Linked DNA regions of Homo sapiens: regions 1 and 3 are each linked to region 2. A link is a loop called in an ENCODE intact Hi-C map of the cell type or tissue named here. Cell type or tissue: mammary epithelial cell. All regions are shown on one strand. Links, peaks and the distances in the headings refer to the core of each region. The heading gives the core; the rest is flanking DNA.

The links. Hi-C counts contacts between places; a loop is a spot of excess contacts. Peaks named below come from ENCODE experiments on the same cell type or tissue, not always from the same donor. Only the 100,000 strongest peaks of a DNase experiment are listed, where the experiment ranks them.
Region 1: a loop joins it to region 2, with 9 times the contacts of the local background. A loop is called at or near these places in 8 of 110 quality-filtered maps.
Region 3: a loop joins it to region 2, with 8 times the contacts of the local background. A loop is called at or near these places in 2 of 110 quality-filtered maps.

Annotation. Positions count from the first base shown.
Region 1 is chrX:108,439,148-108,447,343 of GRCh38, forward strand. COL4A5 (collagen type IV alpha 5 chain) reads left to right here and starts at 691. Exons shown (of 53, transcript NM_033380.3): 1 at 691-1,059. The coding sequence starts at 979. It also overlaps a transcript of COL4A6 not described here. In mammary epithelial cell, for the core only: no CTCF peak of the experiment used is centred there; no DNase peak of the experiment used is centred there; H3K4me3 peaks cover 3,702 bases; H3K27ac peaks cover 3,074 bases; H3K27me3 peaks cover 473 bases.
Region 2 is chrX:108,220,401-108,228,596 of GRCh38, forward strand. COL4A6 (collagen type IV alpha 6 chain) reads right to left here. Exons shown (of 45, transcript NM_033641.4): 4 at 840-974. Among named protein-coding and RNA genes, the nearest start is that of ATG4A, 130 kb to the left of the region's middle. In mammary epithelial cell, for the core only: a CTCF peak has its summit at 4,479 (motif pointing right); a DNase peak (open chromatin) is centred at 5,131; H3K27ac peaks cover 248 bases; H3K27me3 peaks cover 131 bases.
Region 3 is chrX:108,394,205-108,402,400 of GRCh38, forward strand. The region is part of intron 2 of COL4A6 (collagen type IV alpha 6 chain); the gene reads right to left. Among named protein-coding and RNA genes, the nearest start is that of COL4A6, 40 kb to the right of the region's middle. In mammary epithelial cell, for the core only: no CTCF peak of the experiment used is centred there; DNase peaks (open chromatin) are centred at 2,197, 2,417, 3,967, 5,407 and 1 weaker place; H3K4me3 peaks cover 706 bases; H3K27ac peaks cover 5,000 bases.

The DNA of each region.
Region 1 (8,196 bases), core at 908-5,907, 220 kb after region 2:
GAAACACAACTACAATGAGAGTCAATACCTTTTACATTAGCTCAATATAGGAGGCATTAATTATAGGATTCAATGCAGCTAAACAGAGATATAGCTGTATTATAATAACATAATACCATAGAATAATTACCAATACCTGCTGAATGCTCCCAGATCTTATACGTATATAACACACATAAAGTATTCACGCACATATACTTATTTTCTTACTTGTTTATAAGCATATACTTTATTTATTCCCAATATTTTCACATCTTCTGCTTGTATGTAGAAACTCTCTGTTCTGTGAGCAGCTGGAAGGTAAAGAAGACCAGCAGCCCAGGGAGCACCGACCAAAATTTGTTTCTAATGAGTAACAATAAAAAGCACGGCCCCTCTGAGATCCATCCGCTAAAAAAATAGTCCCAGTTTAGATCTATTTGTAATTGGCTTTGGTACGCACACCAATGAGATTGGAACTGAGCCTAGAAAAGTAGTATCAACGGAAGGTGCAAATGAACGAATAGAAAAGCTTCCCGGTTGGACTCATGGTGCTCAGTCAACTAGTCTGGAAGTTTCCCTCCCCCAAATAACTGAGCGTCACTCCCTCGCAGGTTGCCGGTGCAGTCTAAAACTGTGGCGGAGTGATACTCAAATTCCCTTGTGCTGGTGAGGAGGGGGGCCTTGCACGGGGAAGAGAGGGAGGAAAGTAGATCTGTAGGAATTGAGTGAAGAAAAAGTTTGCAAGTCTGGACAGAAGGGAAAAGTTCTCCTGAGAGACCGGCTTTGGGGAGGGGAGGGGGGAAGGAAGAGTAGCTCCTTCTTCTTCTTCTTTTTTTTTTCTTCCACTCTTAAAAAGCTTCTTTCTCTTCACCCAAGCCTCACTGTCCCTCTCCGGCTCTAGCTCTCTCCATATAAACCCTCAAGATTATGTCAATTGGTTAGAGCCAGCCGGGAATTTCGTGCGGGTGCTGAAGGAGCTGCGGGAGCCGGAGAAGAATGAAACTGCGTGGAGTCAGCCTGGCTGCCGGCTTGTTCTTACTGGCCCTGAGTCTTTGGGGGCAGCCTGCAGAGGCTGCGGTAAGTCCTTCCTCCCCTCCCCCGCGCCCATCACCGCTCTTTCACGCTGAAATTACCTTTTTTTTGGGGGGGGGGTCCCTTTATCTTCCTTTTGGCGTTGACTAGGGAATTCAAATTTGCTTTCTCATGTTTAGGAAGAAACGTTATTTGCAACACCGGTAACTCAAGCCTTCTGAAGTCCAACGGAGAGGTTTAAGTGCTTAAAAATAGGGCTGCTTGCTTCCCTGCAGCTAGCTCCTCCGGGGGCAAGAGCAAAGTCAGAAGTGGGGGACGCTAATTAAAGGCTCACTAGGCTGTGGTGGGTATTTAAAACTTTTCCTCCCCTCCCTCCACCGTCGGGTGTTTCCCTGCCTGGCGACTAACCTTTTCACTACTTGTACCCAGCCCACTCTTTGAATTTTGTCTGTAGTTTAATATTTTGGCTCTTCGAAAATCCAGCTTCCATCAAAGTGTTTTTAGCGCCTCAGTGAAGTTCGTCCCCTTTGCTCTTTCCTTAAGCAACAGGAACCTACCCCCACCTCAGGTCATTCAAGCCACTGACCTCCTTTTCCCTTTTGACATCCTTGTTACAAATGAAATGCTAAGGCAACATACCAAGAAGAGTGAGGTAAAGTCTCAGGCTTCAGGTCTTTTGCGTCTTTTTGTTGTTGTTGTTTTTTCTAAATTATGGGTTTTTTTGTTTGTTTACTTTTTTTTAAACCTACCAAGGCATCTGAACAAATTGAGAATTTGCCCATCACCTATTCAAAGGAAAATACTCCTTTTTCAAAGGAGAATCAGTGTTCCAGTTTAAAGGAAAGTGGGGGAGGAGGTACATGTGAAATAGCAGCAAAAAGCTCCATTCAGTTTTAGGAATGTAGAATTCAAACCTCAGTATATCTCTTAGAAGGGTATCTGGGTAGTCCCACCCACTGTCCTATTGGGGATGAGGGCCAGATGTTAAAAAAATGAATGGCTTTGTGAGAGAAAATGTTCTCCAGCCTGAAGCCCATCATCTTTAATTTCATATAACCTCTGAAGAATAAGTGTGTGACAAATTATTTAAATTTATTTGAGTGATCATTATGGATAGTTTTAAAAACTGTTTAATATGAGATCATGGCTTAGGCCTTCACATGGTTGAGTGACCGTCAATTCTTTGTAAGCAGCTGCTATGTTACAGCTCATCTGGGTCCACTTTTAAGTTAGCTGTCTAGCTTCCCTATAGCACTTAGCATGCCTCAAATCACATGTCCTCTTTCTATCCTTCTGAAGGTGTGTACCCGGTGTATGAAAACTAACTTTCATATTACTCTGAGCACAACATAATTATAATAGCAAATTTGCTGAAAAACCATGCATATCAAATATTTTTACTATGCATGCCATAATTTTCTTCCATCAAAGTAGACAAATGATTTAAAAATGCTTTTTTGATGCAGAGCATCTTAATGGGGGTAAGGTTTAGCCAGTCAATAGGGCTACAGACTTGGATAAAACTGCAATTGTGCTGTTGAAAATAGTTCATTTTAAAAACATCTTCTTGGTGCCCTCTGTTTCTGGCATTTGGCCCAGGGACAAAGATTTTGTAGATGTTTGATTAAATATATATATGTTTTTTGATGTTACTTTTAACAAATTTGCACCAGATGACAACTATACAGGTATGTATAGCAACACTACACATCAATTAATATTAAATCAATTTATGTTAACAATGAGGTTTCTTTTTATTGACAAAACTTGAGAGCAAGCTTGTTTTCTTGGATTCTTAAACTAATGAGTATTCATGAAGTCATTACAGCTCTTTCCCTTTTCCTCCTATATAATTTTTAAAGAACATTTTATATCCCCTTTTCCTATCATTAGGATATTGTGCCTCTATTAAAACCAAGGGTTTGTTTTTCCTGGTTCATACATAAATATTTTAATAGGCTCAAAAATATGAATGATATCGGCTCTGCATACTTGTGCTGGAGATATCGGTGACCATTTCTAGAGTAAAACTGGTTGGTGGTAGGGCTAGTCTTTGACTGGAGTAGTTTAGTATTGGGGTTTTTATATCAAAAAAGTGTTGCTATTTAAAGTGCTTTACTCTTTTATAGGTAAATGATTTCTTTATCTCTGAAATCATGCCAAATTGGTACATCACAAATATGTGGAAGATCTTTTTTTTAGGTAGAGCATTCATTAGGTGGAATAAAGTAACCTCTATGCCAAAAGGTTAGTAATAAGAGAAGACAGTTTTAAGTTGGAAATATAATTTTTAGTGATGGAAATAACATTTTTATGTGAAGGTAATTATACCTGTACTGATTCACTGTCAGTGGGATATGCACTTAGATTTGTGGATGTGGGTAGTATGTAAAATTATGTTAGTTTTATTTTACATAGTTAGTAAGTTGTTTTCTGTGCAGTAGATTGGATATTTTTGTCTACTTTAAACGTACTATCTTCCTTGTGACCAGCGGCACGAATTTATCAAGGGTAGGAGTGTTGTTTGTAGCCATGAAACACTTCATCCTCTATGAAGTATATTGCTCCATAGGAAAAACTTGTCATCATTGTCATCATTATTAATGTAGATAACATAATGAGTGTTTACTATGTGCCAGGCACTGTGCTAATATGATAATACATATTATCATATTTAATCTTCAGAACAGACTTATGAGACATATACCGTTATTATCCTCACTTTACAGATGAGAAAACTACAAATTACAGACGTTGAATACATTCCCAGAAATCCAGTCATGTAGGCAGTAACTTGTGAAGCTGGAAAATTTGAATCCAGGCAGTTTGACTCTAGAATCTTTGCCCTTAATGACTGTCCTATACTGCCTACTTTGTATGTGGTCTATAGAGATTTACTGGTGTGTAAAGTATTTGGATCTCTGCCACTTTTTTTGGACACAGGAGGTGAAATGGAAATGATAATGGGGGTTACATGTCTTCCTGCTGATGTTAGGAGAAGCAGCATGGTGTAATGGAAATAGCTTTGGGCCTAGAATAAAAAGATCAGAGTTTGACCTCTGTATCTGTATCTAGAGTGAGATTATTTAAAAGCAATCTAAAAGCAAATGCTGTTGAAGGTTTTATGATTTTATGTAATCACAATATGTAAACATTTCAACTTATATAACTACTATAATTTGTGACAGATGATTTGTTTTGAAGGAAGATTTGCCTTATGATTATTTAATTACTCAGTTACTGCATTAATTTTAAGTCCACCAAACTTTTCAGGAGCATGTCTATTGTGAAACAACCGGGTATGTGTGTATGGTAACACACTTTACTTAACATGCTTAATTTAGTTTTGTTCTTTTTTTGTACTAATTTGCCTACCTATCATATCCAATTTTATTCACAAACTATATAGATATATATCTTTAGTCTTATGCATATATCTATATATGTATCTGTCCCATGGCAGTGTAAGAGTTTGTATTTTTTCATGTGTTTTTATTTACCTTTTGATGTCTATACATGTAAGACATGAGACTCTTTACATCCCTGAAAGCTTGGTTAAGATGGTGTCTGCTAGGTTTATTCACTATAAAGTCACTATTTTTTCTTTTGTAATTACAAAGTGAGACTATGCAGGGCAATATTGTGAGACAATGTAAATATCCTGTTTCTCATCATATATTTGCCCACTAATTTTAGCATATGTTGATGATTCTGGCTTGAATAAATTATTGTTGTGACATTTGCCAGACATTGATTTCAATTTTCAACATTTTTACATTTATTAATTGATTGAATTATACTGTAATAAAAAACTTTCTCTTTACGCTTAATGTATATATTTATTCAGCTGTTTATAGCAGTATGGACTTAATGAATATTTGTTTTATTCTATAGGTTATAATGAATTATGCTCTTACTACTTTTTGTTTTTGCTGAAACCCAGATTTGGCCAACAGGAGCCCCTTCAAATTGGCTCCTGTGTCCTTTCAACATGTCTCCATCATTTTTTAAGCACCCTCTTACTTTCTGGCACCACAGATGTTCCAGACTCTTTTTTTTTTCTTTTTTTTTTTGAGATGGAGTCTTGCTCTGTCACCCAGGCTAGAGTGCAGTGGCGCGATGATCTCGGCTCACTGCAAGCTCTGCCTCCCGGGTTCACACCATTCTCCTGCCTCAGCCTCCCAAGTAGCTGGGACTACAGGTGCCAGCCACCATGCCGGGCTAATTTTTTGCATTTTTAGTAGAGACGGGGTTTCACCATGTTAGCCAGGATGGTCTCGAACTCCTGACCTCGTGATCCACCCGCCTTGGCCTCCCAAAGTGCTGGGATTACAGGCGTGAGCCACCGCACCTGGCCTCCAGACTCATTTTTTAATTTCCTTGCCCCAACTCTGGAATCAGAATCTTTTCTCCAAGGAGCTCTGATTCTTTTTATTGGAGAATGGTATGTAGAAGCCAAGATCTGGGTGCTTGGCATGCTTATTGCTACTGAGGTGTCATTGCCTCTAGGCCCTCTCAGCAGGCAGAACTAGGAAATATATGTATATATGCACACATACCTGTTTCTATATCGATTTCTTGAAGTCCCTCTTTATATATGTCAAAATCATGGATTCATAATGATACATCTGATTCCAGTCCAAGACCCTAGAATAAATATACATGATCTCATTCTCTTCTGGTATTTCTCTTCACACGTTTTGTGGACTTTGTAGAGGTCTTATACAGAGTCTTCAAGAGGTTGGCCTCTGAAGTCAGACATGGAATCTGACTGGTAGATGTGTAACTTTCAGCAAAATAGTAATCTTTGAGACTTAATTTCCTCATTGGCAAAAGGAAGGCCGTAGCACCTATCTCACATATTTTTTTTTTTAGGATGAAATGAGAAAAGTTATGTAAAACATATAGTATTTGACACCATAGTAAATGTTAAATCAATTTTAGATTTCATTATTGTCATTATATTTATTGACTTACCATTTCTTACTACATCAACTCTCAAATCTCCTGTCTGATTTTCAAGGCCTATCATGATCTTTTCCCTTATCCAACCTTATTTTTCATTACAGTTTATAATATACTCCCTCCAGTCTAGCCTAGGTAAGCTTTCCTACAATCCCGTGAGCACTGCATACACATTTTGGCCCTCCATCTTGATTAGAATTTTGTGGATTCAAGTCTTTGCTCAATTCCAGCAAATGTTTACATTTATTCAGCAGATATTTATTCAGCAACTTCTAAGTACTCAAAAATTCTATTTATGCTGTTCTATTTCTATTCATGGAGGTGTACTGCCTACAAAATCATTTTGTGCTAGACACTATGGCTAAAACCAAATAAAGACAAGGTTCTTCCCTTCATGGTGTTTACATACTGGTGAGAATAGCTAAATAGTCCTGTGAAACTTTCCCTTATTATAGTATCAAATACTGATTGTACCTTTCTTTGAACATTTGTAATATTTAGCCTCTCCCAGTTTCGTATCTGCATGTATTTGGTCTTATAGGCATTTTGTTTTATGACATTTTATCTGTTCTTTTTATTTGATTAAAGTCCCTTTTGAAGCAATAACTATATATTTGTTCATTCAACCAATTCATATGTTGATTTTATATGGTAACAAAAGTAACAGCTGCTCAATGTTGGAAACTTGAAAAACATAAAGAAAATAAAAATATGTCCACAGTTCTACCAGCAGGCCAGAACTGTGCTGGCTGAGCACAGAATAATGGTGTGTGTTTTGATTATTGTTGTTTTTACTATTTTCTTTCCTATATATATAATATGTTTTTAAAAATAAATTTGGCATAGAACAATGACTTGTAAGAGTACAATTTTTGAATTGTAAATGATATGTTAAGGTTTGGATGTGAATCACGAAACTCTAAGCACAATTCATGTTTCAATTGCTATGGTAAAGTTTTCATTTCATGAAGATACTGAATTTTTAAAATACTAAAAAACCTGATTAAATAAACACTAGCTAATAACTAAAAAAAAAGTTGGTTAAAATAAAAAAGTAAGTTGGGCTTATTCTACATATAGTTTTATTTCTTACTGTTTGATCACTTATCAAGCAGTTTCCCATGTTAACATTCTTAGTTTTAAAACGTTATTTTAAAATGATTACATACAACTTGTATTTATACACACTCCAATTTATTTACCTGTTCACTTTTGTAGAGTATATTTTAAAATGTCAAGATTTGTTAGCCATCGTAAGAAGTGCTGCCATGAACATTTCTTATTCCATATTTTTATTATTTTATTGCTACAGCCGCCTTCATGGGGAATTAGTGGGTTAAACGCTATAAGTATTTTTCAAGTCTTTGATACATACAGTAGACCCTGATATTTAAAAAGGCTATATCAACAGAGAAATTATGGTAACTTTTTTAGTGGTTACTATGTTATATCCTGTTAGGTAGCTAATGTTATTTCCACTTTTATATACAAGGAATCAGAAGCCCACATTGGTTAAATAACTTGCCAAAGGTCGTGCAGTTGATACATGATTGGGCCAAGATTTAAACCAAGGCTCTAGAACCTGCTCATGAGATTCTCCTCAATCCCTATTTCATACATGGTAGATAATAGAGAAAAGTAAAGTCATGATGAAAAGTTGAATAATTCTCATTGCCCTTTCTGTAAACCCTTCTGTGACTGGTCACTTAAGATGATTCTGAAGAAAGACTCTCCATTGGCTCATCTTTTAATAAGTCTTTACCATAACTGCCTAGGCCGTTCATCCTTAAGGGCTTAAATTTTAATTTTGTGCACAATATATCCTCCTACTTTTCTCCCCTGGGCAGAAGGTGGAGCTTGCCCTCCACAAATACCTCTCCTACTGATCTCTTCCCAGCTATAACAGTGGTATAACATACTCAAATTCATTGACATTCTCCCTCCCCCAGAAGAGTTTTGTGCATATGCATCTGAAATGAGAGCCCCTTCTGACCACTTTCCCCACCCCTCTCACCAGCCCCTGCACTGTAGCTGTCTTTCAGGCTTACACTTAAATGGCTGTGTCTTTACCTAGTATTGTCCCTAGCTTTCATCTCTCCCTTAGTGATACTCAGAAACTTCCCTTCATTAATTCTTAATCTTTTTTTTCCACTTTGGGGAGATAATATCACAGCCTCAATTCCCTCTTTTTAGAAAATTAAACTGGTTAGTACATAC
Region 2 (8,196 bases), core at 1,474-6,473:
TATCTTTAGTCATCCCCATGATCCTAGTGAGGGAATCGTTCCCTCACCAACAGGGCGAATAGAAGGTGATTAAAGTAGGCAGGGAACATAAACTGAGCTGCTGAACAGTCAGCCTGCCACCATGACATTATCACTCTCGTTTCTTGCAGCTCTTTCCCTATATTTGTGGCCTAGATTGCTTCTAAGCACTCTGACCCCTTTCTTCCCTGTATCCTTGCTTGGATTCCTGATCTGTGCTGCCCAGGTGATTGGACTTCCGGTCCATGTACAGTTCAAACCCACCTGACTTCTTACCACAGTGAGCCCACTTGTTTAGCAAGCAGCTAATACATTTACTTTATGGTGTGCTTGCTATGGGAGTCCTTCCAGAAGTGGGCTGATCCATTGGCAGGCCATCACCCATCCCATCTCTTATTAAAATATGCAGCCTGGGTGGGGCATGGTGGCCCATGCCTGTAATCCCAGCACTTTGGGAGGCTGAGACTGGTGGATCAGGAGTTTGAGGCCAGCCTGGCCAACATGGTGAAACTCCATCTCTACTAAAAATACAAAAATTAGCTGGTGGCAGGCACCTGTAATCCCAGCTACTTGGAAGGTGGAGGCAGGAGAATCATTTGAACCCAAGAAGCAGAGGTTGCAGTGAGCCGAGATCACGCCATTGTACTCCAGCCTGGGCAACAGGGCGAGACTCTGTCTCAAAAAAAAAAATGCAGAAATGCAGCCTGGCACCAAACTACTCAGGAATGACATCATAAATGAGCAGAACTGGGATGGAGAACTTCTGATCTTTACATTTGTGGCCCATGCATCAAAGAGAAATCAAGCTTTGCTGGTCTTACCTTATCTCCTTTTGGTCCATAAGGTCCCAGAAGGCCTGGGAAACCCCTTTCTCCTTTCAATCCCGATAAACCAGTAGAGCCAGTGAATCCTTGAGGACCTGTTGGGCCTTGAATTCCAATTGGTCCAGGTCGTCCCTAAGGTGGACAGAAGGAGTGCAATTAGTCAATAGAGGACTTAGCATTAATACTTCTCATTTTCCCACGCACAAAGAGCACTGTCATAACTTCACTGAATAATTTTGGCTAAGAGATCTGTGAGGCACGCCAAAGTTCCAGACACGGATCAGAAAAGGCTATTTTAGGGATTGCTAAGCTTATTTGGATAGAACACATTTTATAAGCACATTTAATAAGATTCATGTGCACCAAGATCCTTCAACTTTGTACTTCTTAGGAAATCAGTTATTCAGGATGGATAATATTGTCCTCTTCCTAGTTAATGCCAGGCCATCCATCAGATTGTCAAAATAGTGAAAGAACAGAGCGCTGGAGAGCATCATGACATTTTATAACTCACGTCCAAATGGCCAACCATGTGCTTGCAGTGAAATCCAGAAATGGCTGTGGCTAAAGAACATTGCCCCAGGGGGCCAGAGTGGGCCCAGAAACCTACAGGCTGACAAACCTGCAAGAGCTCATCTTCGTTGGCAGATCCCAGGACTCCATCACTGCACCTAGTAGCAGACATTCACAGGGAAAACACACATACACATGCACATATACACACATGAATTGCTTATTTGTTCTTTCTTCCTATCCCTCTCTCCTCTCCTCTCCAATCTGTAAAGTGTTGAATGTGTAAAATACAAGAAGCCTAAGAATATCTATTAAGTATCAATTATGATAGCAAGAGGGAACAGCCTGAGGATTTTAAATGCCCTGCTTATAAAATGTCTGTAACAATTAAGTCTGAGAGTTCAGGCTGACATTTTAAAGTGGACTCAGACTGAGTATTAACCCTAGTGGGTGCAACACAGGCAGGCTGGTCTATCATTTAGAACAAATCCCAGTAGGGACTGAATTTTCTTGGCAGAAAAATGAAAACCATTAGTAATATGCATTACCTCTCAGAGAGCACAACACCGTATCAGGTAGAAAGTCCATTTTCATAAATGCTTCCCATCTCCACCTCTTGGCCCCTTTACTGACTGTCCATCATTTCCTACAAATCTGTGAAAAACTTTGAAAAGAAGCCCATTAAGCATGCCCTTTACTGTTCACCTTCAAGGCTTACTTTTTAAAAGGCTGAAAATGGGACAGATGCCTTATGCTGTGGCTACAGTTAAGTACTGGAGATGCAAGTGGCCACCAGCTGTGATGATCCTTTGGAGTATAATTTTGAGTGTCAATCAGGCCCACGAAGACCTACGACCCTTGCAAGGAAGTAAAAGATGCTCTGTCCAAGGAAATGCAGTTCTCTTGGGCACCACCTACCACTTAACCTTTTCCAATACCCAACATGTGGCCTACAAAAAATGATAGGTTGCAAACTGTTTAACAGGCTTCATTCTGGGAATGATGGGGGTGGAGTAAACTTTCAATTTTTAGGCTCCTACCTCCCATTGTTGGAACTTTGTTTACAGTGGTTCTGTTATTTATTATTATTGGGATTTTCACAAAATCAATAAATATGTGTGTATATATGTATATGTGTGTATAATGCATATTAATAATATAAAAAGAGCAGTACTTAAAAAATAGTGCTGGGGTGCTGTTGACAATGAGTAGGAGGTCGAAAGCATGGGCCTACATCAATGATAGACTGGATAAAGAAAATGTGGCACATATACACCATGGAATACTATGCAGCTATAAGAAAAATGAGTTCACATCCTTTGCAGGGACATGGATGAAGCTGGAAACCATCATTCTCAGAAAACTAACACAGGAACAGAAAACCAAACGCTGCATGTTCTCACTCATACGTGGGAGTTGAACAATGACAACATATGGGCACAGGGAGGGGAACATCACACATGCGGGCCTGTTGAGGGGTGGTGGGCAAGGGGAGGGATAGCACTGGGAGAAATACCTAATGTAAATGACGGGTTAATGGGTGCAGCAAACCACCATGGCATATGTATACCTGTGTAACAAACCTGCACGTTCTGCACATGTATCCTAGAACTTGAAGTATAATTTTTTTAAAAAAAGAAAGAAAATGTGGGCCTAGGTTTCAAGACTAATGCATACAAAATCACAGCAAACAGTACAAATTTGGAACAGAGCCTAAGTGCTGTGGGAACATGAAAAAAGAGTTGGCAATGGAGGGTTTGTGGAAGGCTTACATTTTGCCCATGGCTGGGGGAAGTCATGGGCCGCACTGGAAAGGTTGATTGGAAAGGTTCCAGCTGAAGCGGGCCTGGAAAGCACCGCAGAAAAGTCGAAGTCGTGATGTGGCAGGACACAGGGAACCCTCAGAGGTTTGGGAACAGGGGAGAGTTGGGAGAAGAGCGGTCTTTCAGGGCTGAAAGTCATCAAGAAGCATTCAGGATAACATGTGTATGTCAGAATGAGGCCAGGGCTGCCTGCCTGAGGCTGGGACAAGGGAGGCAGATAAGAAGCAGCTGTTGAGGAGGAGGGAGCTGCTTGATGGGAGAATGGAGGGCAGGATGGGCTTGCAGAGGCCATGTTATTACTAGCAGAGAGGATCCAGTCAGGGCACTGAATGCTTGACCCAAATCCAAGCCCTGACAAAAGTTTTCCCACATCAAGGGAAGGAAGGGGAAGAGGACAGTAAATCACTGAACAGCTACTGAGAGAGCAGGTTGTGATGTGGCCCAGTCCCATCCTGCTCACACCATTAGAGAGAAGAGTCCCAGCAGCACCCAGCATAGGCACAGGGACTGGCACCCTCTACCTCTGGTCTCTTACCTTTGCAAGCACATGCTTATCAGCAAGGGTAAGCAAGGAGACTTAGGAGGTAGGCAACTCGAGGGCTGGGCCTAACTGGAACTCTGATTCCATGTAGAAAAGACAGGGTCCCACAGCCTGCTTCCTTTCTCCTGGCTTGGTGGGCATGCAGAATTTCTTGACCCCTGTGTTCCAACAAGAGAGCTGAAAGGAACTCTCCTAAAGAACTCACATATATTTTTTAAATTCTAATTCTTTTTCCAAATAGAAGTTTGAAAAGGCACCCCCTAGAGGAACATGCACTTCTGGACTGGCCCCAGGTTCCAGCTTGGGTTGGCGGGCGTGCCAGCAGCTCAGTTTGAAACCTCTCACATTGAATCAAGGGCCAGAAGCAGGGCCTGTGGGAAGTTTCTAGGCTTCTGCTCATCCAGAACTGTCCCCTCAGCATGGTGTGAGGCTCTTATGGAGCCTGCAGTCATAGGATATGAGACAAAAAGCCTTCCCATCCATGGATGTCCTTTCATACACTGGCACAGAACACCGGGAACAAATGAAGGTGACTGAGAAAAAAAAGAGGCAGACCCATTTCTTCTGCGGGTTGTTTTGTCATCCAGATACGCTTACTTTGTGCTTATAGCTGTATGATCTTTTTTCCTCATCTCTAATGCACAGGATTTCTGCCTCATTACCCATACAGCTAAAGCTTAATATTAACTAAATCAGTGGTGAATTCCTTTCCTTTCCCACCCCGACACTATCAGCGACATTTTTCATAATGGCCAGCAGAGGTCAGTGTGAGAACATAGAGACTACAGATAAGCAGGTGGGTAGGTGGGCCTCTCCCTCTACAGAGAAAAAGAAATCAAACCAGTGTCAGAGAAGTCACAGAATGTTCGAGCAGGAAAGGCCCTTAGAGACCATTCAATCCGGGCTTTATTTTATACATGGGGCGGGGGGCGGGGGGAAGGGGGAAGGCCGAGAGAAGAGGAAGGACTTGTTTAGGTCACGTAGCTAGTAGGAACGGCATGGAACTAAACAGACCACCTGCTGCCAGTATGTGGCTGTTTCCCTGTTTGCCAGTGGCAGATGTCTTAGGGGGTCCTTGAGGCTGCCCCTCCACTACCCTGGGCCCGCCCCTGGGACTGTCCCCATCAGTAGGCTGCAGCAGCCAGATGCTCACACATTATTTCTTTTTTCCTAACCCTGATCATTTCACAGAACCAATCTGAAACACCATCACTGTTTGGACAGCTAGCAGAATTTCAATGGGCTTGGACTAATGCCCTGTTCTGATACATGTCATTTATTTTGGCAAATAGACCCAGACAGGGCAGAAGGAACTCCTCCAAGTCTTTCCAATGAGCTCTCCTGCTTCCATCTGCTCAGGATTTTAAATATGCACATCAGGGTCTAATTCTCAAGGGAATGAGTTGGGACTTGTGCTTAAGGCCAGGAACCGCAGGTCTGCAACCACAGCCCAGGCTGGCTGCCTCCTGCCAACCACAGTGAGTTGGGATCAGTGTGAAGTTTAAGGTGGCCTCTGATCAGACCCAGATAACTAGGGTAAAAGACCCAGAAATGGGGCTGCCTATAAAGTAGTAGACATATGTAGATATATCATCGAAGAATCTTAAAAGCATATGCCTCACACTAGACAGGACGGTGAAACTGGTGGAGGGGGCTGACTTTTCATAACTTAGTCCCTTTCTGCCTTTTTATACCTCCGTTAAGGTTCCAGTGTTCTTCTCCCATAAAATTAACATTTGTTCCTGAGGAAGAATCTGAAACTCATTCCCACTGAGGCGTTAATGACTGACAACTTAGAGCTTTGCTTTTCCCAGAGGGATTTGTAAAGCAAAGCATTAAGCTAGGGGATGCAAATGGTATTTATGAAGCAGGGAAGGGAGAAGGGTGTGCACAGGCCTTCCTAAGGATCCAGTTGTATTGTAGAAGGTGATGCAGTGCTGTTAGGTACACTTTAAATGAAGTCTCCTTACTGCCAATTAAGTTATGTGACCTTGGGCAAGGGATATAACCATCTTGAGTATCAAGGGCTGAAGTGTAATAATAGCTCTTACGTTGGATTATTGTCAGCATTTAAATGAGTTAATACATATAAAACACCTGGCAGATAGAATGAAAGCATTAGTTCCCTTTTTCCTTTAGGCATCATTTATGGCAAAATGGAGAGTTTAGGATTGGGCACCAATGCTCCTTCTCTTAAGTTTCAGTTGGAGATGCACAGACATCATTGAGCGACCCTCTTTGGGGGCAGAGATGTGTGCTTGGGAATAGATGAGCATGTATGCCAGTACCCCACATCTGTGAGAGCATTTCTCCTTTTACATAGCAATGGTGTCCTGGTTCTCCTTGGTACTTGGCTTCTCAGTGTTTATTTTTCCTCCTGAAGGGCTTTAATCTACATACTAATGACTCCCAAACCTGAACCTCCAGCCCAGATTTCTCTTCTGATTGTGCCAGATCCTTATAGTCAATGACGTATAAGAGATCTATTCAAATAAATATTCCAACTCAAACCCAACATGCCCCAAACTGAACCACATTGGCTTCTCCTCAACCCCATTCTCCAAACCAGCTCCCTTTTTCTGAGTTAACTCAGTAAATGGCACCATTCATAAAGTTGATGAAGCCAGAAACTCAGGGGTCCTCCATGACCCTTCCATTCCCTCATCTCCCACATCCGATCCATTAGCAAGGACTGTGAATTCTACCTCCAAAATCTAACTGAAACCTGTTCATTGATCTCTAGCCCCATGGTCTTAGTTCAAGTCTTTCTCATCTCTCGCCTGGAGTGTTGCCACAGTCTGCCAAATGGTCTGTGACCTCCAATCTTGCGTTACTCTCTCCTAACCTCCTACTCCAGGGCCTTTTTATGTGCTTTTGTATATGGCTCTGCTCTCCTGGCTACCACTTCTGTATCTTTTGGGCTCTAACCAAGATATCAGCTTCTCCAGGGAGCTTTCTATGATTACCCCCACCCAATGTGTGGGCTAGGTTGCCTGTTTATGTGTCTATACCTCCCAACAGACTGAACTCCTTGAGGACAGGGCTTATGTCTTACTCTTTACTGAATCACCTGTGCTCAGCACTATGCCTGGTACACAGTGGGCATCAGTAAATGTTTGCTGAGTGGAGAAATGATTGAGAAATGACTGAGAAGCCAGTGGCCCAGGTACAGCAGTATCTTGTTTGGAAGTCTAAATAGTGTTGAGGAAAAAGTCAAACTCTGTAAAATATTTGAAGAGATTTATTCTGAGCCAAATATGAGTGACTAATGGCCCATGAAACAGCCCTTGGGAGATCCTGAGAACATGTGGCCAAGGTGGTCAGGCCACAACTTGGTTTTGTACATTTTAGGGAGACATGAGATATCAATCAACACATGTAAGATGTACATTGGTTCAGTCTGGAAAGCTGGGACAACTGGAAGCCTGGGGCAGGGTGGGGGGGCTTTCAAGTCATAGGTGGAATCAAAGATTTTCTGATTACCAATTTGTCGAAAGAGTTATTATCAATAGAAGAGAATGTCTGGGTTATAATAAGGGGTTGTGGAAACCAAGGATATATCATAATAGATGAAGCCACCAGGTAGCAGGCTTCGGAGAGAATAGATGGTAAATGTTTCTTCTCAGACGTAAAGAGTCTGTTCTATCAGTAACTCCAAAAGGGAGGAGAGTATAATGAGGCATGTCTGGTTCCTTGTTCCTAACATGGACTGAACTAGTTTTCCAGGTTAGCTTTGGAAAGCCCCTAGCCAAGAGGACGGATCCATTCAGATGGTTGGGGGGACCTTAGAATTTTAACTTTAATTTATGATAGTTGCAATAGAGTGCAATCAGGAAACATCTGATCACAGAATCACTGAAAAGAAAGCTGCATAAGACTCAGGAATTGATCCAGTTCAGGATGGAGAAGTTGAAGGGCAGAAAGAGAATGGGACTTACCCAAGTTCATACAACATCCACTGTAGACTTTTAAAACAATACCTTTTAGAGCCTTTGAAAACAGAAATGGTCTACATCTAATGTAGTTTCTGGGCATTCTTTGTTCTCTGAGATCTCTGAGTGAAATGGCTTTGATTCTCATCCTGAATGGAATTCATCCATTCAACAATGATTTATTCAGCACTTACTCTGTGCCAGGCACAGAGGTTAAGATGGCAGGTAAAACATAGTTTCTGCATTCATGAAACTTATAGTTATGTTATCCCTTGAAAACAGATGATGCATGGCCCATCACCAACCTAATTAAACACTTTTCATCTCATGCTGAGTTTTGTGCTTGGCAAGTATGAATATACATGTAGGGGCTGAGAAGGCAATACACAAAAGAAACACACTGCATGGCCCATGCCCTCAAGGAACATTTAAGCTTGTTGGGGGAGATAAGGCCATATCACAAAAAGTATTGGAGATAAGGTCATTGCATTAAAGGAAAGAGATTTAATTGACTCACAGTTCAGCATGGCTGGAGAGGCCTCAGG
Region 3 (8,196 bases), core at 1,907-6,906, 170 kb after region 2:
GATAAGCGGGAGTTGAACGATGAGAGTGCATGGACACAGGGAGGGGAACATCACACACTGGGGCCTGTCGGGGTGTAGGGGTCTAGGGGAGGGATAGCATTAGGAGAAATACCTAATGCAGATGAGGGGTTGATGGGTGCAGCAAACCACCATGGCACATGTATACCTATGTAATAAACCTGCACATTCTGCACATGTACCCCAGAACTTAAAGTATAATAATAAAAGAAAAAGAAAAAGAAAAAAAAAGTAATGGCGAAAACTTCAATTACTTTTGCACCAAACCTAATAAAAAGATGGGAGGGGTATCTTTTGTAAATACTAATCACAAAAAAAGCTGGTGTGGCTATATTCTTATTTTTAGCCTGTTCATCTTTTCCACTAAAGCTGTTAGTTCCTTGAAGGCAGGAACCATATATAACTGGGTTATGAATTCCTAGCACCTAGCACAATGTCTGGCATGTAGAAGGCATTTATCGTCTACTTGTGGAATCACTGAATTGTTCACTGATCAATTTGCATTAAAAGTAATTGTAAATGCTACTAGCAACAATCTTACAGATGATAACAAAAAGCTAGACATAAAAGAATTTACACCATGTAATTCCATTTTTATGAATTCAAGAAGAGTCAAAAAGTAATCTATGGTGATAGAAGTTAGAAGCAAGTCTGGTGCAATTCTGGAAATGTTCTATATCTTGATCTAGGTGGTTTTATATATTAAGCAGAAGAGTTAAGTTTTTTTTTTATATTTCATTGAATGTATATTATTACTCAATAAAAATTAATAATAAAAATAATCCATATGAATACAGGTTCTGAGATTCTATGTTGCCATATACCACTTTCTCTAGGATGGTATACTTACATAGTATTCAGTGAAGTTTGTTTTTATATTAATGTCATCACCATTCCACTCCACCCCAACCAATTTACTATTGCTTGTCTTTGTCACTCAATGCACTACTGAAAGATCAAGGGCAAGAGTACCTTTTCCTAGCAAAGTTTATAAAGCTCTTCATCAAAAGCTAAACATGTGTTACTGTGTGATCTTCCACATGCTACCTCTGGAGCATCAGATTCTGACTCACAGTTGAAAGTTGAAATAACTTATCAGTTTGAGGGTTTATAGGGCTATTCTCTATGACAGCAGATCCTGTGTATACCGTGAAATGTGCCCCATCAGCCAAAGGAACTTTCTTTAGGTGAGAAGAAAAATCTCCACAGATAATATTTATCAATCTCAAAAGAAAAGAACTATAAGCAAAAATTACAATGAGTTGATGCAATAACTGCAGGTATCTCATGTTTTTCCTTAACCCAATATCTAGAAAACATTACAGCTTATAAAATATAAATGATTTGACTTTGGTTTATCCTGTCAGTCTTATTAAGCAGGAGAATCAACTTCCCATGTTTCCTTAACTTTTCTATGTGCCCTGAATTATAGTTTATATTTGCCTTTACAGTTTGCATGGCAATGTGAACAAATGTACTATGATTGTCCCTGTGGATGTTTTGCATTTTCTGAAACTAACTTCTGTCCCAAGGGTCTCTCACAAAGATAGTAAAAAATACATCTAACTAGCTTTCCCAAAGGGCTTCATAATAAGAGGGGCTGACGTCATTTTCTCTCCCAGTTAACCACCTTGTAGTTTTATGACGAATCAGAACAAGCATGATTTTTGTTCTTCATATACCTCATTTAAACATGGCTGATCCAGGACCGCTTTAAACAGCATTAAACTGTTCACTTTGGACATTCTACAGCCAATTTCTTTTTTGTGTTTAAGTGTTTTAAAATGTTAATTCTCTCTCCTTTTTCACGGTACCCTCCCTAAACTCTGGGAAATAAAACATATTAATAAATAATAACAAATAAAATTAGTAAATAAAAATAAGTTATTAAATAAAATAATTATATAGAATTATTAATTCTCTTTACCACACTGTCAACTGTCTGCAGAGTGGACAGAGTGGAAGTTGGGTAAAATCTGTTTTCCTCAGGTATGTGAGAGCACTAGCCTGTACCTGTGTCTCTTGCTGTTCACACATTCCTCTGTTGTGGAATTCAGGTCAGAAACTCCGTATCCCCCACCTCCACTCCTCCTCCTACTCTTTCCACCCTCCCTTTTCAAGGCCTCCCAAGAATGAATTCACAACCTTGGAATGAAGAAGGTGAACGAAACCTTTTCTTTTCTCATCTTAGTGTCTGTGCGCTGGTCTGGGTTTTCCCAAATTGAGTGAATTCATCAAATGTGTCGGGACAGAGGTGCTCTCTCTCATTAAGTGTACTCCAGCACAAAGGCATTTCTGTTATCTAAAGTCTAGGTCCAGTGCCTGAACTTCTGGTTGGATACCTATAGAAGCTCTGTTAACTCTTTCAGAACAGAAAGGTATGATGCAGCACTACCTGCCAGTGCTAAATAATCATTCCACAGGCTGTTGGGGAGATAACACTTCCAATTCAAAAGTAACGCAAGTCATGATGCACCTAAGATTTATAAAATGATGTCATTCAGAAGGTGAGTCACAGGAAGAGAGTTCATTCAGTGCTGACTGTGAAGTCAGGGAAGACAATCAATGTAATTTGACATGAGCTCCCTTTCTCTGCCTGTTCGATTTCTATGTCTCTTTCAAGGCCTAGCTCAAAGTTTCACCTGACCCAGGAAGGCTTCCCTGACCACCAAGGCAAATGCTGACCTCTCTTTCTCCTTTGATCACTTAGCACTTGCAAATGACATTTATCTCAAAATTATTTCTATTTGTAATGACTTTCTATTCATGTATATGGTGCCTCTCCATGCAGGTTACAACATTATTGAGAACAGAAACCTTGTCTTACACATCGTATCTTCCACAAATTCAGTTATACACACAGTAGATTGGGACTCTTCAACCAAGAAGATTTTCTCTCCTTCACTAAGCCAGGCCCTAAGTATTCTTCAAGATCCATTATAAATAAGCATATAATCTACATAAGAACAGTATGTTTGTTAATGTAAATGCAGTTTCAGGACAAGTCCCTCAACCCTTCCTTCTACTCAGATTGCTATACCCTAAGCCTATTCTACATAGAAATTATGAATTAGCTATGATGGTGATGATCTGTTCTTTGAGGCCTTCCTCATCCTCTCCAAAAGTGGGTTACTCACTTAACAATCAACAATTGTTAATGTCTTTATCATTTATTGCTTAAATATAGTCAGGCGTGCACTTTTGTTTATCTCTTTTTATGTCTTGTTTCTCAAACTAGTCATTAAATTACTAGGTGATTTAGACCAGCACATTCTATTTCTTTTTCATCTGCCACAGCCCTTGAATGCTGTATGCATTCAAGTAAGCAATAAAAACATGACATTCAATTAATGGAAGATATTCAGGACAACAAAAATATTAGGCAAAAAGAACAAGCAGAGAGGAGCCATCTAACTCCCTGAAAAAAAAAAAAACACATATGGAGAAGTAGGTATACTGATGTAATCATATCACAAAGACATTGTATGGAACTGATGCTCATTTGCAGTTTTTACTGATTAGTTAGATCAGTCTCTGCCTACACATGTAGGTCCTTGCTGTAGTGTTGTCCACCCTCAGTGCAAACACATCTTTCTATAGCTGATACCAAGCAAAGGAATTCCATTGAAGTCTGGTAGAAACTACCAATTAGACAAAAATGTACCTTTTTGAAAAGGCTAATTAGCTGACATTGTGGTTCAAAATGGCCAAGCAGATACTGAAGCACAAAATGGTTAAGCAGATACTTACTGAGTTCTTTTTACACTCAAGACCCCGTGTTAGACGATGTGAGAGTTTAGTCCACAAAACAGCTGACTATTCTTAAAATTATTGTTAAAGAGTAAAACACAAAGCCGTGAGCAATATATGTTAAAATAGTTAAAGCTCATTTGGTAGGTCAAAAAGTACTCGCCCCACCCTACCCTCACGGCAAGAACTGACTAATGATGAATCAATCTTCGCAAATCCTTGGCACTGCCCATCTATTTTAGGCATTATCAGATTCTGATTCTGAGTCACTTTACTTTTGCAATTACTTCTGCAAATTCCCCCTCATTTTATGTAAAGAATCAAACTCAGAAATCTTAGATCTGGGAAAGCCTAAAAGGTTGTCCATGGTTCTGTACCTTTTAAAATTTATGTGTGTCTGTGTGTTTTGGACATCTTCTCAGAACAATTCCTTAAATGCATAAACTAAACACATAACAGTGATTCCTACTAATTAAAGTTCAAGAACATACAGAACTGATCTATGGTGTCAGAAGTCAGGATGTGTTAGGTTCTATATTCTGTAGTGGTGGTAACATTCTTGTTCCTTGTTCTGGGTGGTAGTTATACAGTTCTATTCATCATGCAAAAATTCACTTATGATTCGTGCACTTTTCTAGATGGATGTTCTACTTCAATGAAAAAATTCAAAACTAAAATAGGACCTATAGGATTACCAAAAAAGTAGGTTACATTGAAATATAGTTCTATCCACAGACCGTTAAGGGATCGCCTTCCTTGATTAAGACCCTAGATTAAGAACCCAGAAAAAAGAGGTAGGGTGTACAGAGAGATATATGCTAGGAACTTCTCACTTCTAAGAGTTGACAATCTGAGAAAAAAAGACTGGAAAATTGCGAATTTGGAGAAACCAATAAGTATACTTGGTAAGAGTCAAACAAGAGGGAAAGACAAAAGAGAAAAGTGGCAATAAATACTTTGGCGCTAGAGTGTCAGGGCAGAATAAGCAGAAGGATGTGGAATCCATGCTGTAAGTAGAAGGCTGTGAAGTGTTTGGATAAATTGAAGGGAGAGCATCCTTTTTGTAGTATGGCCAGTCAAAGTCTTGGGAGGCATTATATCTATTTTGCTGGCCATGGTGAAGGAGGCACATAAGTAGGTAGTATGAAATAAAGCTGCTGACTACTGCTGGGTACAGAAGGGGAGGAGGAGTTGAACTTGGATTTCTCATAAATGAAAAACCATGCAAGAATTTTTAGCAAGGCAGTAATAGAGAGAATGCTGTTTTACGAACTCATTCAGTTTAATTTAACAAACACGTATGAAATGCCCACTAAGTTCAATGTACTATGTTAGATTCTGCCCTGGTTAATGGTCTCAAATAGACTCTAAGATTTTTTATTTTGTGCCTTTCATTAGTACTAGACCTATCTAATTTGTAAATTGTCCAATTACATTTACATTCTAGATTGGTATAAATTATACTGTAATTTCTTCAAAACAGCAACTCTTTAAATACTACAAATCAGGGAAAACTGGGGCAAAAAGACAATAGGATATGTTCCTATTTGGGTCAGGAACATGCCTCCAAGTTTTTAGTTGGATTGTTTCCAAGTGTACTGTTTGTGCAAGTGTTTTCCCTTCAGGCAATGTTCTTTTCAACACACAAAATGCTAGGGCTGGAAGGAAGATGAGACACCCAGGGAAAGCAGCAGATTTTAATCACCATTGAATAATCCAATGATTCATCCTAGTATATTTCATTATTAACCATTTTGAAAGTTTGATAATGCAAAGGGACTATAGAAAAGCCCATCTAAGAACATAAACCCAGATAATGCAGAAGCTTCCAAAATTCCCAGCCTACTCTGATTTTCCTACTTGTTTAACATGGAGATCACACTGAATTGTAAACTAAGTATTGTCAGTCTCACATTGAAAAAGACAGTGGAGATGGCTAATTTCAGGGAGTTTACTGTGTTCCTTTTAGTGCCTGAAAGCCATTCTATTGCTGTCATCATGACTACCAGTCAAGACATGCTTTATGATTTCTATCAGACTCTGTATTCAGACTACATGGCTGCCAATAAAACTTTTCTTTTCCGAAGGCCAGTACTGAGCCTCCTTTATTATGAGGTGAAGGTTTGTAGAGATTATTATTTGCTAGGAAAAAATGTCTTTAGACAATTCTCTAAGAAGTGATTTCTTTGCCCTCTTTACTGCTGGGCAAATATTTTGCTGTTACTACCCCCAGGAAATAGAAGTCTCTAGGTTTGTCATTTAATTCCGCTTTCTCCCTCCTTTCCTTCCCTCTCTCCTCGCTCTTTCAGAGTCTCTTAAAATAAGAGACTTCTTTACTACAATGTTAAAAACTTTGGCCATAAATCACATAAAGATGGTACTATCTCATTACTCATTTTTGCTTGTAATAGATTAAATTATCAGCATTTTAGTAGTCACACCCAGATTTTCATAGCTCACTTATTTTTGCTCTTAGCTCAAGGCTAGAGCTGCATCTCAGAGCAATGACAAAAGGAATATGCTTTCTATCTAGGGTCCAAATACAGCAGGGTGAAACTGCTGCCTCATCTCACCTGAACCCCAGAGAAAAATGCCTTTTGCAATTTACAATCTGGTTTCAGAAAATCTCTTTTCCAGCTCCCACTGTGAAAAAGGACAAAAGAAAAAGTCTTATCTTCTGTTTTTTGAAAAAGGCCCATGTATGTATGTATGTGTGTGTGTGTGTGTATGTGTATGAATGTGTATGTGTGTTTAAATATAAATGCACAGATAAAAGATAGCCTTCATTTCTTTATATAGTAATGAATTAAGCCTTTCTTTTACTCACGTTGTAAATATTTGCCCAAATGTGGCATTTGCCTACTATTTTTTCCATGAACTATTTTTGACACAAAAAATTTAGAAAGTGTTCAAAGGTATCAAGAATTTTCTTTAGCCTTTCAGGCTTTATAACATCCTTAGAATTTAGAAAGTCATTCCCTATTCCACACTTATATGAGAATATTTCTCTATGTTCTCTTGTAGAATTTTTCAAGGTTTTGTCTCTCACATTTAAGATTTTATTATACCCGATGTATATTGTGGTGTCTTGTATGCAATACAGATTTCACTTTTTCAAAATTACTGTCAACTATCTCCAAAAAAGCTGATTTGAGGTGCTACCTTCACTATTTATTAAGTTCATATATATATTTAGATATGTGTCTGAAAATAGTCATTTCTTGAGTCCTTAAAAATGTGCACATCCTTTGACATAGTAATTTTATGTGTAGTTATGTTCCCTAAGGAAAATAAGTAAGTATAAAGCCTCAGCTATAAAAGTGTTAATCACAGTATTATTTTCAAGAACTTAGGTTGAAAACAACCTAAAATGTGTAACAATATGGGAGTAAAATATAATATCTATTTAATATGATAAAATGTGGTCATTAATAGGTGATGTATAAGGCTGTTAGGGAGATTATATTAAATATATTCATGATACTGATAAATGAAAATAGGTTACGATAGCATAATATGTACAGTATGGTCACATTCCTTTACAATACAAATATATACACATACATAAAATCTATTGGAAGGATATGAACTGAAAAAGTTAAAAATTGTGGAATTATGGGTGGGTACTCTTACTTTTCTTCCTTATTCTTTTCTGCATTTTTCCATTTTTCTACAATGCAGGTATATTATTTTGTAATCAGGCAACATAAGTTTTATTTTTAACTAAAATAAAAATTTGCAGCATTTACATGTTAACAGGGAGTAACCAAACTGAAAACCAAGACCTAAAACTCACAGCTTATTGCTTTTAAAATGTTTCATCCACTATGGAGGTCAAGTGAATTGCCAGGGAGTTATCCATGTACTATTGTGGGGAAATCTCTCTACTGAGATGGGTATATTTTTCCTCCTTCAATCTATTGATATTGTAATTTGAATTTATGCATGTCTTAATGTTAAAACCACTGCTACATTCCTGAGATTAACCCAACATGTCATGATAGATTTTCCTTTTTATATCCTACTGGATTTACTTTCCTAGTATTTTGTTTAGGATTGTTACATTTATGTTCATAAAAGAAACTGGCCAGTAATTTTCCTTTCTCTTTTTGCCATTATCTTTTTTTCCCCTTAAAGTTATACTGATCTCATGGAATAAGTTGGTGGGGTACTCCTGCTTTTTCTATTCTCTGGAAAATCTGTATAAAGACTGAGATAATCTGTTTCATAAAAGATTAGTATAACTTTAACTACAGAATGCATTTCTTTAATCGTTATTCTTCTAAGAATTTGTCTATTTTATTTTAAGCAAAATTTAATGGCATAAAGTTGTTTGCAACATCCTCTTATCATATTTTCAATATCCAGAGCATATATAGTTATATCTTCTTTTTAATAGCTGATATTATTTGCGACATTTTTTCCTTG